Regions from separate parts of the Homo sapiens genome. Here region 2 is linked to region 1. Evidence: read pairs that join two places in POLR2A ChIA-PET (ENCODE). Cell type or tissue: MCF 10A. All regions are shown on one strand.

Evidence for each region. ChIA-PET counts read pairs that join two places held together with the same protein. Peaks named below come from ENCODE experiments on the same cell type or tissue, not always from the same donor. Only the 100,000 strongest peaks of a DNase experiment are listed, where the experiment ranks them.
Region 2: POLR2A ChIA-PET joins it to region 1 with 5 read pairs; 2 of 35 experiments call an interaction of 5 or more read pairs at or near these places.

Annotation. Positions count from the first base shown.
Region 1 is chr17:69,537,381-69,542,380 of GRCh38, reverse strand. MAP2K6 (mitogen-activated protein kinase kinase 6) reads right to left here. Exons shown (of 12, transcript NM_002758.4): 12 at 1-705. The coding sequence ends at 628. Among named protein-coding and RNA genes, the nearest start is that of LINC01483, 54 kb to the left of the region's middle. In MCF 10A, no CTCF peak of the experiment used is centred here; a DNase peak (open chromatin) is centred at 2,150.
Region 2 is chr17:69,266,545-69,271,544 of GRCh38, reverse strand. It overlaps ABCA5 (ATP binding cassette subfamily A member 5), which reads left to right. Exons shown (of 39, transcript NM_172232.4): 21 at 256-383; 22 at 795-932; 23 at 3,489-3,602. Among named protein-coding and RNA genes, the nearest start is that of PRO1804, 34 kb to the right of the region's middle. In MCF 10A, no CTCF peak of the experiment used is centred here; a DNase peak (open chromatin) is centred at 2,184.

The DNA.
Region 1 (5,000 bases):
CAAAAATGGCAGCAGTCACAACAGCTGGAACAGACATTTCACAAGAAGAGCTCCTTTTTGATATTTTTATAATATTCTCAAAGATGCATATTAAATAATTTCTTCTGGACCACAGACACAATTGAACTTAAAAAATAAAAGCCCTATAAATATTGCTAACCCAACCTTATATTTTTTTTTTGAATCTCCCTTCTTGTATAAAATGGAATCTTTTCAACCAAGCACTTAAACATAAATATTAAAATAATAAATGGGACAAACTACAAATCTACTTATAATTTCATCACTACCGTAGCACCTTTTTGTCAGGGCCAATGCATTCATTTTGTAAAGAATAAGAGAAGTCTGAGAAGCTTGAGGACTCATATGACACATCATTAAATATTTAATCACCTTTTGAAGTCCTAAGCCTTTATCATAATTCATCCATCTAGACAGTTCATTCTATACTATAGATTCCAAGGCCCCCTTAAGAGGGGGAGTAAAAAGAAAATTGGGAGAGAAAACCCTCTGAGAGGCAGGGTTAAATTATCTCAAAGATGACTTTCTATTGATGCTGTAGTGAACTTGCTTCACCCCGAAACCCACCAATCCACAGTAGGGTCAACCGATTAAGTCCACTGCTTTTTAGTCTCCAAGAATCAGTTTTACAAAAGATGCCACATCTGTTCCTTTGGATTCATGTAGGGTGAAAAATGGATGTTGCTGGAAAAGAAAAAGAAAAAACATGGTATTAATGTCTTACTGACAATCAATATATGAGATTAGCAAATGAATAGATCTGCTTGGTACAGGGATTAAGTATCCCTATCAGAGCTAGGCTGGGCTTTTCCTACCCTTTCCAAAATCAAGCACACATCTAGTGATGCAAACATTTTAAAGATATCTCTTAGTTGTCACTCTTTCCATCTTGATATCTCTAGGTTTCCACTATATTAAATTTTAAAAAAAAGTGTAATTATGCTACGTAAGTCTCATCTACAGCAAAATACAAAGATTGACAAAAAACAACCCAAACTCTGATTTACAAATAGCCCTGGGCCCCACAAGGTCATTTTAGGCTAATATAGTAGTAAGATAATAAGACAATTCATAGGTGTATGTACTTTTTTCTTTTTGAGATGGAGTCTCGCTCTGTTGCCCAGGCTGGAGTGCAGTGGTGCGATCTTGGCTCACTGCAAACTCTGCCTCCCGGGTTCAAGTGATTCTCCTGCCTCAGCCTCCCGAGTAGCTGGGATTACAGGTGCATGCCACCATGCCTGGCTAATTTTTTATATTTTTAGTAGAGACAGGGTTTCACTGTGTTACCCAGGATGGTCTTGATCTCCTGACCTCGTGATCTGCCAGCCTCGGCCTCCCAAAGTGCTGGGATTGCAGGCGTGTGCCACCATGCCCGGCCAGCAGTATGCACTTTTATTTCTCAGGAAAAAGATGATGGAATGAGAAGCCAATTTTGTTGAACAGTAAACGTGCAAGGAAGGTAGCCCTCGCCCTTGACGTTGGAGAATTGGTTTAGACTAAAACAGTTAAAGCCATTTGCCAAGCCACGAGCTTTATTTATGTCTCTCCTGATGAAGAGTTGATCCATCTGAAAAATAATGTAGACTGCCAAACTCTAGTTATGTGCAGAGAAAACTGAACTCGGAGATTAAAGATTGAAAAGGGAAAAGAAGAGTCTCTATCCTCACAGCTCAGAACAAGTAAACTCTAAAAACATAACAAGTCTTATGCTTTGCTAGGGGAACAAGCATGGTATGTGATTCAAGAGGCCATGCATTTCAAAACAATCCTGAGCAGGAAGCCATTTTCTCTGCACTAGAACAATTCTCCCCAGATTGCTCAATTTTGTTACAATAAGTGCCCAGCTCTCACAGTGGAACCTGCCACCTCTACTTAGAAAGATATATCAGGTCATGAGCCACAGTTCTTATAGTGGAAATAGAACCAACCAAACCTACCCCAAATGGATAATTCTTACAGGTAGAACTTAGTCCCACGTGTCTCACCTCCCATGCTCACTCCCTTGATTGCCTGGTAGTCTATTTTCAATGACCAGTTGAGTAGCTAAATGTAAGCATTTTTACATCCAGACACATAAGTGACTCACTCTGTTTCCCCTGACTTTAGGGAGTTTAGTTTACAACCTTTATGTTGCCCAGCTGTAGGTTTTCTAATTATATTTGTTTTAAACCTGACAGCAGAGGGTTGGATGAGTCAGCTCCGTGGAAAACTGAGTTCCTGCTCATGGAAACTCTAGGAAACAATGCAAATGGGAAAGGAACAAAGAAATAAAAACCCCAAAGAAGATAGCTGGTCGCGATTAAGTATCATGACTCAGAAAATGGAAAAGAGATTTTCTCCCTTTGCCCATCTGAGGACACAGGTTGAGTGCTGGCTCCGATCCTTACACTCATGAAATCAACTGAAGCTCTGAGTGCCAGGTCCTTCCTCCTGAGCTCCCTCAAAAACTAAATAGCAGCCATACTTCTGATTAGTCACCACATACACAGCACACTTACCAAGGACTCTACCATCATGCTTATTAGCTTTCCCACATCCTCTGGACATTTGGAAATCTTTTAATGTACTTAAAAGCTTTTTACTATCAAAACAGGACATGCCAAACCTCAGATTATCTTGGTGACTGCTTCCAACACCTGCCAGCCCCACCTTGCCTTTTGTTCTGCTAGTGGCTATTAGCTCAGTAGATGTTGCCTGAGTCTGCAAATGAATTAAATAACCTGACTTGAAGTCTTTAATCAAAAAAAAAGAAAATCGCTAGGCATCTTTCCATTTATTCCCAGGTTGAGAAAATGCTATGAGAGCCAGAAGGGCAGGGGGAGGGGAAAACGGGTAGGCATGACAAATGGAAAGTGTGACTTGCCTTCTTGTGTGGGTTTTGAGGCTGTAAAAGGTTAAGAGGGAACCCAGTCCCTCCTATAAGCAATGGATTAAGATTAGCAAGGGCAGCAACCAGGAAATTGACAAATGAGGGACTATGAATAATACTCAGACTATAATACCAGGCTGGGTTTCCCAAAAGAGGAGCCAGGGAGACAAGAAGGGAGGACTTTACACCATTTAGTCTCACTGATGTGCCTGAAGAAAACATGGAGATCCGTGAACATACTACGAGGAATAGACAGACAAGCTACAGTCACCAGCAGGTCTCCCTGTCCCATGCACAGCACCTCATCCCTTAAGACTATGGTTTTGAATGGGTCAGGCATCTTTGTTTAACATACAGTTCAATCTAGAACTTCCTAAGATAATTGGAGAACATTATTTCACTGGGCAATCACTTGAATGAACTGGTTATCTTTTCTGGTGATTATCATCTAGGACAGGGATCAGCTACCTATGACCCAGAGGCCAAATTTAGCCCACTGCTTGTTTTTTTAAATAAAGTTTTATTGGAACACAGCCACACACACCCCATTTTTTTTTTAACACATCGGATATGGCTGCTTTCACATTGCAACACTGAATTAAGCCATTGTAAACAGCAACTGTATAGCCTACAAAGACTAAAATACTTACTATTTAGTCCTTTACAGAAATCGTTGGCTGCTACCTACTTTAGAAGAACAAATTCTACTGAGTCATACTCCCCAGTGACATTTGAGAGAAGAAGCAAATGACATGATCTTAAAGAATACACACCCTTCAATCCGTGTTAGGGAGAGAAACATTTGGGATTTCTATAAGAGGGACATGTCTAGGTTAAGGCCTTAATTAAACTGTCCTTCACCTGGAAAAAGGATTATTTTTTTCCTTCATACTTCCTCACCAACTCCTAAAATCTAAACAATTGCCTCTCAGCAAGTGTTTTCCCAATGCTAAAGTCAGGGAGTTTGGACTCAGATTTTCCGTTTGAAAACCTCAGTTCCACAGGAAAGCAGGGAACAGTTATAGTCTTAAAAGGCAAGTCCATTTCCAGTACCACAAAGACTAATGCTGTAAGAAGAAAAGGGGGACTGACATGATTTTATAACATTGATATATATGTAGGCCATAAAATATCACAGGGTTAGAACATATTACAAATGTAGAATTTGACATCAGCTGCCCATGTATATTAAGCATTCTTTTCTCAAGTGTGTTTCAGTGAAATTTCTGATCCGAAACCATTTGGAAGAAGAAAAAGTAGCCAGAAATATATAGAAAATGTTCTTCTTATCTGAACTTAGTTACAAAACATGGCAACTTTAGAATAGGAGTACAGGTGCACACTTGTAGTCCCAGCTACTTGGGGGGCCCAGGCCGGGGGATTGTTTGAGCCCACGACTTCGAGACCAGCCTGGGCAACATAATGAGACTCCATCTCTAAAAAATAAAAATTAAAATATAAATAAATAAATAAAATAGGATTACAGGCTCCATAGTATCCTACAAGAATAACTGTATATCTACTGTATTTTATATGAAATTAATTTTAAAATGGCCTAGCGGGTGCATAAGCATATTTAAAAAGAGTAAACAGAACCAAAAAAGCCTTTGACTGGCTATTAAAAAATAATCGGGAAGAAAATATTCAACTTAAACATGTACTATGCTAGGATTTTCTCAAACATTACTCATATTTCCTTCTTTAACTGTGAGTTTTAGTTGAATAAAGATGGTAGAGTGCTGAGCACCAGGGGCTGCCTTTTAATGCACCCAATGGAGGCCCAATGAGATGGTCTCATCTCCAATTCATCCAGTTGCAAAATGGTTCAATCTTCAATCAAAGCTTAGGCAACAGAAGTGAAAACCTATGTGATTGGCTGTAACTATCACGCATCTTCCTGATCAGCTTTCTGTAACTCTTCCTGACTCGACATTTCCAAGCTGTGCTTCCTCATATCTAAGCCACCTCACCACAGCATTTGACACTAGGAATCCATGCTTCTAAGACATGCCCTGAGTTGGTCTTGAAGACAGCAGGGCTTGTGGCTGGGATAGCAGAGGAGCAAGCATTTAATGCCTGATGAATAACTGTGTTCCAGTAAGAAAGGGTG
Region 2 (5,000 bases), 270 kb after region 1:
TATACTTATTTTACCCACTTTACAAAAGAGGGAACTTAAGGTCCAGAACATCTAGGTAACTTGCTTGAAGGACGAATAGTTTAATGTTACAACTCAACTTTAAAACCAGGCTGACTGGCTTCAGAGCCAATGTACTTACTTGCGTATTCGCTAATGAAAATAAAATATTTCTCTAAAAATAGAATTATCTTCCCAGTGTTACTAAAAGCCTCGTTTAGACTCATTTTTTATTATTTGCTTATTTTCTAACACCAGACTCAGATATCAGTGATCTTATTAGCTTTTTCACAAGCCAGAACATAATGGTGACGATGATTAATGACAGTGACTATGTATCCGTGGCTCCCCATAGTGCGGCTTTAAATGTGATGCATTCAGAAAAGGTAAGATGAATGCAGTGAATGAATATCCATTTGGGAGTTATGCAAGATTAAAACGTTTCTTCTAAAATTAATTATTTGTTGATTTGACCTTATGAGTTAGAAATTAGATTTTACTTTTGGAAATAACTAGCTGTCTTTATTTATGATATATTTCATTACTTCACAGATGACCAATATATAAAGTTACAGAAATTTAGTTTTTTAAAAAATTATATGCTTGTTTAAAATATTAAAATATCTGTACATTCCAAACCAGATTGTCTTTATCTGTCATTGAGTATTATTTCTGTGAGTTGTTGAAGCAGTTTTTCTGTATGAGAATTAGCTTTGTTGGTGAGAAAAGCTTGGTACATATCAATAATATATCCGCTTATATACAGTATGTAATAAGTGTCTTTTTTTTAATTGTAGGACTATGTTTTTGCAGCTGTTTTCAACAGTACTATGGTTTATTCTTTACCTATATTAGTGAATATCATTAGTAACTACTATCTTTATCATTTAAATGTGACTGAAACCATCCAGATCTGGAGTACCCCATTCTTTCAAGTAAGCCAATGTATATACAGATAAATTTCCATATGCATGTCATATATATAATAACCATTAAAAACTAAGCAAAAATAACAAAATATGTAGAAATTTATCTTGTGAGATCTCTTAGACTTCTTAAAACTCAAGTGAGAAACGGTTTACATTAAGGTTTAGGATTCCCCAGTAGAAGTATGTTTCAGGGTAAAGGAGATTCTGTTTTGGTATTAATATTTGTATAAGGAATAAGTGTGTTCTATATTGATCATAGAATAAAATATAAGATAATTTTTAAATGAATATTTTTTACCTAAAATCCAGGTATTGGGTATTGAAAAAAACTTGAGAAGTCACCCAGGCAACCATTTTTCCTCTAGATAGAACTGTTGGATTGTACATATCAGAATCAAGATTACAGAAAAGTATCCAACATATTTTCTCTTAATCCTTTTGATTTTCATATGCTAAAAAATAAATGGACAAATATCTGTAACAATATTTTCTATCTTCTTCTTTTCATACTTTTAAAAACAGCTTCATTGAAATATAATGCCCAATCAACCTGACCATTATTCAAAGTATACACTTCGGTGTCTTTTATTATGCTTATAGAGTTGTGCAGTCATCACTACAGTCAGTTTTAAATATGCCATCACCCCCCTCCAAAAAAAATAACCCTTATACTCATTAGTAATCACTCATTTCCTCTCATACCCACTCCCAACCCTAGGCAACCACTAATGTACTTTCTGTTTCTATGGATTTCCTTATTTTAGACATTTTATATAAATGGAATCATACAGTATGTAGTCTTTTTTGTCTGCTTTCTTGTACTTAGCATACTGCTTTGAAGATTCATCTGTTTTGTAACACGTATCAGTGCTTCATTTATTTTTACTACCAAATCATATTTCATTGTGTGGAATGTATGGAATGTTTATGTGAAATACTGCATTCTACTTATCTGTTCATCAGTTGATGGCATTTGGGTTATTTCCACCTTTTGGCTATTATGAGTAATGCTTATGAATATTTGAGTAGAAGATTTTGTATGAGCATATGTTTTTATTTCTCTTGGATATATAATTAGGAGTGGAATTGCTAGATCATCTAGTAACTCTATGTTTAACACTTGAAGAACTGCCAAACTGCTTTCCAAAATGGTTGCATCATTTTCCATTTCCAGCAGCAGTGTCTGTGGAGAGGTATCTCATATTATGAAATATTTCAAACGTACAGAAAACGAACCACCTACTATCCAAATATTTCAAATGTTAATATTGCATAATATTTGTTTTTAGTAAAACTTTTAAGACACAGGTGAAAACTCATGTTACCCCTCTCCAATCTTGTTTCCTTCTCTCCTCCGTAGGAGTAACCGCAATTCACAATTTCACAATTTGTAATTCCCATACGTGTTTTTTTGATGTTACTACATATGTCTGTATCCATAACTATTACACAAGATTTTACAACTTACAATTTTCAACAACACTGACATATAATCATACTATATTTCGAAAGAAATACATGGGAGTTTTTGAAGCTAACTATTCATATATAGTCGTATTAATATTTCAAATTTGTTTCTTCATTAGATTCTGTATGATTGGATCCAACTGTAGTCTCATTCATTTCCACTTCTTGCACTACTAGTCTACATATTTGTGGGTTCTTTCTGAGCCTCCACTGTCATATTACGAGAGTTTCAGACAAATTCTGCAATGTCATATGACCTGAACTTTGGAATTGACTTAATTGCTAAATAGGAAAACTCAGAAGGCTAGGTTTCAGCAAGACAGTGATGTACTCTGTCTCTATGTCATCCCATGGAGGGGTGTGCCAGTGCGAGGGTATCTGCTAGGCACTGCGGATTCTATTCCAGTGCAGAGTACCTTCTCTGTCCCACGGGTCTGTATTCTTATAGAACAAGGGGAGGAAACTGACCTTGGTGAGGGTGGCTGATAATATAGTATCCTTGGACTTGGGTAATCTGCATTTGAAGTGCTAGCTGTTTATTGATTGTCTGGGAAAGTTAGCTGACTGCACCTGGATCCCTGGGGAAGCTAACGACATTGGGGCCTGTGGGAGTTAATTCCTCTTCTGCTTGGGAGAAGAAGTTCTAGTTCCATAGGAAGCTGAGCTTGGATATAGCTTTTCCCAATTAAAAAGACAAGAGCAACAAATATCATTCTTAGATATTTATTATTATTTCATAGGACCACTATGGTGGACATACTAACTGCTTTTCAAATACATCATTCATTTTTATGAAATTGTGAAGCGTAATTTATATGCCTGATTATTCTGTGTTGTAGACAGGAAAATGAAAGTAAAATGATTTGCTTAGGATCAGATAGTTATTAATAAGTGGCAGAGTTGGTAATATTGTCCACAACCACCTGTTAATACATCTGCCACTCATTCTTTCATGTAGACTATGCCTGGGTTAGATATTCTAATACATTCTTTCTGAGGTTTTGATTTTTTTTTGATATAAGATATATCCTAAGATATATCTTAAGATATAAAATGATTCTCAGTTCCATTTGTTACTCTGTGGTTGTCTTTCAGGAAATTACTGATATAGTTTTTAAAATTGAGCTGTATTTTCAAGCAGCTTTGCTTGGAATCATTGTTACTGCAATGCCACCTTACTTTGCCATGGAAAATGCAGAGAATCATAAGGTAATGACTCAGTTAAAAATATATAATTTGCTAATAAGAAGTGTCATATAAAAATAACCTATTTGCTTGATTGCAAGGCTTAGTATAATTGTTATTTCAGAAATAAGTAAATGGAATATAAATACATTTATTATAGTTTCTTATTGTAATAAGTGATAATTAATATTTATTATTTGAGACTTGCTACATGCTTTAAAAATTATATTCTCTAATTCTCACAACATTGTGAGGTAAGTTTTTTGTTACTGATTTCTTATAGATCAGGAAATCAAAGATGGGATTGTTCATATGACTTGCTCAGGTTGACTCAACTTGTTTAAATTGTGGATTTGGGAAGTGACTGTGATCTTTATGTTCTTAACTGGCAAACTAACATGCCCGTCCCTTTTATCCTTTAACAGAGGTATTAAGTAGTCAAGGTGCTAAATTCTTATTAATGGAAAAAAAATAGATGAAAGTGATTGTCATCATTAGGGCCTTGGAGAAATTGCTAAGTATACAGAGGTTCTTTGGTATTCTTTCACTTTCTTTTTACGCCTTTCCCTTTTGTTTTCCTTCAGGCATATAGCGATCTTGTACAGTCTTTGGTTGTTCAAAGCCTCCCACTTTTTCACTCTGCTGAGATTATATCTTACTGCTCTAATAAAAATTCTGATCTTCTTCATGGATGATCTTAATTCAGTAAAAACAAATTTGTCTAAATTAATTTACAGACTGTGATGAATAATGAGCTCATTATTTTAATAAATTCTAAAAAAATAAATTGTAGGCCAGGCGTGGTGGACCACGCCTGTAATCCCAGCACTTTGGGAGGCCGAGGTGGGCGGATCACCTGAGGTTGGGAGTTCGAGACTAGCCTGACCAACATGGAGAAACCCCGTCTCTACTAAAAATAGAAAAAAAATTAGGGCGTGGTGGTGCATGCCTGTAATCCCAGCTACTCAGGAGGGTGAGGCAGGAGAATCACTTGAACCCGAGAGGCGGAGATTGCAGTGAGCCGAGATCATGCCATTGCACTCCAGCCTGGGCAACAAGAGCAAAAACTCCATCTCAAAAATAAATAAATAAATAAATAAATAAAATAAATAAATACATTCTAATAAAAATTTTGTTATTTGTTTACTATAAAAGTAACACATATCTCTATTTTTAAAATAATATTCAATTTTTGTTAAATATACTCATTGTAGTAATGTATAAATTATAGAAAAGTATAAGGAATATAGAAATCCATAACCCACTGCACAATAATAAAATTTACTGGACATTTGCATTTTCTTTCTTGTTTCAACTGAAACATTTTTTTTCCAATATAAATTTTTTATTTTTATTTATTTATTTTTTAATTTTTTTATTTATATATATATATATTTTTATTATACTTTAAGTTTTAGGGTA